Regions from separate parts of the Homo sapiens genome. Here region 2 is linked to region 1. A link is a loop called in an ENCODE intact Hi-C map of the cell type or tissue named here. Cell type or tissue: PC-9. All regions are shown on one strand.

Region 1 (2,500 bases):
CACTAAAAAAGGGGCCAGGTTAGCCAGGCGTGGTGGTGTGTGCCTGTAGTCCCAGCTATCTGGGAGGCTGAAGCTGGAGGATCGCTTGAGCCCAGGAATTCAAGGCTGCAGTGAGCTGTGATTGTGCCACGGCACTACAGCCTGAGCAACAGAGTGAGGCCCTGCCTCAAAAAAAAAAAAAAAAAAAAAAAAGCAGGAGAGCTGGGGGTGCTCTGAAATGCATAATATGATTGATGGATGAATAGAGGGACTGAAGGAATCACAGAAACGTGATAAAGCAAGCACAGTAAAATGTTAGCAGGGGAATCCACGTGGTGGAATCTTAAGTGTTCACTGGAAAATTCCTATGATTTTTCTGTATGTTTGACAGTCTTCCTAATACAACGTGGGGGAAAATGGAGTTGTGGATCTATGTGCTTTGACATGGAAAGGTATTCACAAGACAGACGAAAAGGTTCAAAATTATATGTACAGCATAATTCCAGTCTTTGTTTAGAAACAGAGAGAAAAAAGACAGGATGTATAATAAGGGGTCACTGGGTATTTCTGGAGGTGGCTGGGTACACTTGAACTATAGGCACTACTTTCTTCTTTTTGCTCATAACTAAATTGTTTGATATTTCTACAGTGGACACAAGTTATTTTTGTAATAAGGAAAAAGACCTAAGGCTGGGCGAGGTGGCTCACGCCTGTAATCCCAGCACTTTAGGAGGCTGAGGTGGGTTGATTGCTTGAGCCCAGGAGTTGCAGACCAGCCTGGGCAATGTGGCAAAACCCTGTCTCTGCAAAAAAAATACAACAAAATTAGCTGAGTGTGGTGGCGTGTGCCTGTAGTCCCAGCTACTCAGGAGGCTGAGGTGGGAGGATCACCTGAGCCCAGGGAGGTCCAGGCTGCAGTGAGCTATGATCACGCCACTGCACTCCAGCCTCGGCAACAGAGCCCCTTCTTTAAAAAAAAAGGGCGGTTCAGTAAAATTATGTAATTTATGTAAAATTATGTATTATAAAATTATGTATTATCTCTTTGCCTTTTTCTTACCTTGCTCTTGATCTCAGCCTCAGTGTGAATCTGGGGAAATCTTATTGCTGTGAGCCTCAACTTTCTCATCTAGACAATGGGGATATATAGTACTTGCTCCATCCAGAGATAACCAAGTAGGTTACACAAGGTGACGGTGAGGTGGTTACAGTCTAGAGTGGGGGTGTCCAATCTTTTGGCTTCCCCGGGCCACATTGGAAGAAGAAGAACTGTCCTGGGCCATACATAAAATACACTAACACTAACAATAGCTAATGAGCTAAAAAAATTCGCAAAAAAAAAGTCTCATAATGTTTTAAGAAAGTTTACAAATGATGTGGCCTGCAGGTTAGACAAGCTTGGCCAAGAGGCGGAGGACCAGCTTTGGAGCCGAGCGCTGATTCAAGGGCCGCTTCTGCCCTCTCGTGGCTGGTCTTTAACCTGGGCAGGGCAACAGCTGCTGACTGTGCACAGCATGGGGTCACATGGGATTCGGGGGAAGTACCGGGCACAGAGCAGGCACACCCCAAAAAGCAGGTGCATCCACCAGCCAGGATTCAACCACCTGCTAAACGCCTCAACCGCAAAACAGAGATGTCAAAACAGAGATGCCCCCCACTGGGGGCCCGAAGTCAACCTCCTCTTTTTCTCTTTTCTGAATCTCCCTCCTCTCTTAGACCAGGAGTCCAGGCCCCAGTCTGTCCTGCCTCAGACCCAGGGGTCCAGGCTCCCAGCTTCTCCTCCCTCAGACCCAGGGGTCCAGACCCCCCAGCCCCTCCTCCCTCAGACCCAGGGGTCCAGGCCCAGCCCCTCCTCTCTCAGTCCCAGGGGTCCAGACCCCCAGCCCCTCTTCCCTCAGACCCAGGAGTCCGGGCTCCCAGCCTCTCGTCCCTCAGACCCAGGGGTCCGGGCCCCCAGCCCCTTCTCCCTCAGTCCCAGGAGTCCAGGCCCCCAGCCCCTCCTCCCTCAGTGCTAGAAATCCAGACCCCCAGCCCCTCCTCCCTGAGACCCAGGACTCACGTGCTCCAATTATAGCCTGTGGGCTCTGGGTTGCTGCGAGCATCGCAGGTCAGGGTGGCCTCATTCTGGCCAAGGTACCAGTTGTTATCATAGCCAGAGATGGATACCTCTGGGGGGTCTGCAGGAAATGGATACAGAGGTTCAGAGACTGGGAGGCTTTGGGGGGCCTGGGGCTACGCGGGATTCACGACACTGCAGGAAAAGGCCCGGGGATATTTGGAAAACAGCGGGAGCTGGAGAGGCCTAGGAGGAGTCTAGGTAGATGGGGTGCCACAGAGAGCAGAAGCCTAGGAGTCCTTGGTCAGTGGGGACATGGAGAAGGCTTCTGAGGAGCTGCTTTTCTCCACTAGCTTTCCTGGGTAGCCTGGACCAGGCATGTCTTGGGTGTCCTGCAGGAAAATGCCTCCTCCTTTTCTCACTCATAGGCAATGACCACTCACAACACACAGCAGTGTATTCAAG
Region 2 (2,500 bases), 120 kb before region 1:
GATCGCGCCACTGCACTCCAGCCTGGGCGACGGTGCGAGACTCCATCTCAAAAAAAAAAAAAAAAAAAAAAAAAAGCTACAAGAGAATAATTGTGATGTTCTAAACACAAAGAAAAGATAAACGAGGTGATGGATATCCCAGTTACCCTGATTTCATCATTGCACATTGTATACATGTATCAAAACATCACATGTACCCCCACAATATGTACAACTATGTTATGTCCAAAAATACAAAAAAGGGAGAGTATGTTATGGGTTGTCTAGAGCTGGAAGGGTGTTGAGGGGAAATAGGGAGTGACTACTAATGGGTATGAGGTTTCTTTTTGGGGTGAACAACTGTTTTAAAATAGAATCTGGTGAGGCAGGCATGGTGGCTCACGCCTGTAATCCCAGCACTTTGGGATGCTGAGGCAGGTGGATTGCTTGAGCTCAGGAGTTCGAGACTAGCCTGGGCAACACAGTGAAACCCTGTCTCTACTAAAGTATAAAAAATTAGCCGGGCATGGCGGCATGCACCTGTAATCCTAGCTACTCGGGAGGCTGAGACAGGAGAATGGCATGAACCTGGGAGGCAGAGGTTGCAGTGAGCTGAGACTGAACCATTGCACTCCAGCCTGGGCGACAGAGCTAGACTCCATCTCAAAAAAAAAAAAAAAAAAAAAAGTCTGGTGATAATTGCACTATTTTGTGAATATACTAAAGTCACTGAATTGTACACTTTTTAAAATTTTATTTTTATTTTTATAGAGACGAGGTCTCTCTGTGTTGCCCAGGCTGGTCTTGAACTCCTGAGTTCAAGTAATTCTCCCACCTCGGCCTCCCAAAGTGGTGGGATTACAGGCATGAGCCACTGCGCCCGGCCAGAATTGTACACTTTAAAGAGGTAAATTGTATGGTATACACATTATATCTCAATAAAACAGTTAGGCTGGATGAAAAAGCCAAATACCGCTCATTCTTACTTGTAAGTGGGAGCTAAACGTTGAGTACTCAGGGACATAAAGATGGCAACAATAGAAACTGGGGACTGCTAAAGTGGGGAGGGAAGAAGGGAGGGGGCAAGGGTTGAAAAACTGTTGGGTACTATGCTCAGTACCTGGGTGACGGGATCAGTCGTACCCCAAACCTCAGCATCATGCAATATACCCAGGTAACAAGCCTGCACATGTACTCCCTGAATCTAAAATGAAAGTTGAAAAAAATAAAACGAAATAAAGCTATTGAATAAAAAGTGGAGACCTGAGGATAGCCACAAGAGGGCGCTCTGAGCACAGAGTTACCACCTCCCTTGGGAACGGAGTTTCTCGGCCACGCCTCAAACTATGGCCATACCTTCGAGGCCCTGGCCACGCCTCTGGGACTGTGGTCCCACCCCCAAGGGCCTAGCCCCACCCCTACACCTTAACCACACCCTCAGGTCCTGGTCACACCCTCAAAGCAGTGTCTGAAGCAGCCCATTCACGCCCCCAGCTCCCCAGACTCTGACCACAAATGCATGCACAGACTTAGAGATACTCGGAAACACAGAACCTTAAACCATAGACTTTTCTTTTCTTTTTTTTTTTTTTTGAGACTGAGTCTCGCTCTGTCGCCCAGGCTGGAGTGCAGTAGCGCGAACTCTAGTCACTGCAACCTCCGCCTCCCGGGTTCAAGCGATTCTCGTGCCTCACGCTCCCGAGTAGCTGGTATTACAGGCGCATCTCACCACACCTGGCTAATTTTTTGTATTTTTAGTAGAGACGGAGTTTCACCATGTTGGCCAGGCTGGTCTCGAACTCCTGACTTCAAGTGATCTGCCCGCCTCGGCCTCCCAAAGTGCTGGGATTACAGGCGAGAGCCACCGCGCCTGGCCAAAATCACAGACTCTTAAACCATGACTTTTACTTTGAAATCATTTGTTTTTCTTTTGAAATTATTTTAAAGTTACAGAGAAGTTGCAAGAATAGTTTCAGACATTACGTCCCTTTGCCTCTAAATGCTTCAGTTGCATTTCCAAGTGTAAGGACGTTCTCTTACACCACCACAGTACAGAGGAGCAGTGTACATTTCTCAGTGACAGTAGTATCCAACAGTGCAGCCTGTATGCAAATTGCCAGCTGTCCCCAAACTATCTGTCATAGCAAAAAGTTTTCATCTCTTCGGTTTCCTTCAGTCTGGTACGGTTCCTTGGCCTTTCTTTGTTTTTCATGGAATTGACATTTTTGAAGATTATAGGCTAGTTCTTTTGGAGAAGGTCTCCTTGATTTGGGTTTGTGTGATGTTTCCTTGTGATTAGATTCTGGTGGCAGGAGTGTTACAGAAGTGATGCTGTGTCCTTCTCTGTACATGATATCAGGAGGCACACGATGCTGGTTGTCCCAAGAATGCTGACAGATTTGGTCGGTTGGTTATGGTGAATCATGGAATCCCAGACCTATCGATTCACCAAGTCAGTCTCTTCCATCCCTGGGCCACAGTTTCCCTTTCTATAAAGTAAAAGTCTGGCTTATGTGAAGGT

The links. Hi-C counts contacts between places; a loop is a spot of excess contacts. Peaks named below come from ENCODE experiments on the same cell type or tissue, not always from the same donor. Only the 100,000 strongest peaks of a DNase experiment are listed, where the experiment ranks them.
Region 2: a loop joins it to region 1, with 10 times the contacts of the local background. A loop is called at or near these places in 13 of 110 quality-filtered maps.

What each region holds. Positions count from the first base shown.
Region 1 is chr19:44,653,556-44,656,055 of GRCh38, reverse strand. It overlaps PVR (PVR cell adhesion molecule), which reads right to left. Exons shown (of 8, transcript NM_006505.5): 4 at 2,039-2,156. It overlaps MIR4531 (microRNA 4531), which reads left to right and starts at 2,324; the gene lies at 2,324-2,370. RefSeq lists an enhancer at 1,294-1,353. In PC-9, CTCF peaks have their summits at 1,236 and 1,438 (motif pointing left); a DNase peak (open chromatin) is centred at 1,475; H3K27ac peaks cover 1,495 bases.
Region 2 is chr19:44,769,609-44,772,108 of GRCh38, reverse strand. No RefSeq gene overlaps it. Among named protein-coding and RNA genes, the nearest start is that of CBLC, 7.0 kb to the left of the region's middle. In PC-9, CTCF peaks have their summits at 1,037 and 1,243 (motif pointing right); a DNase peak (open chromatin) is centred at 1,398; H3K27ac peaks cover 1,378 bases.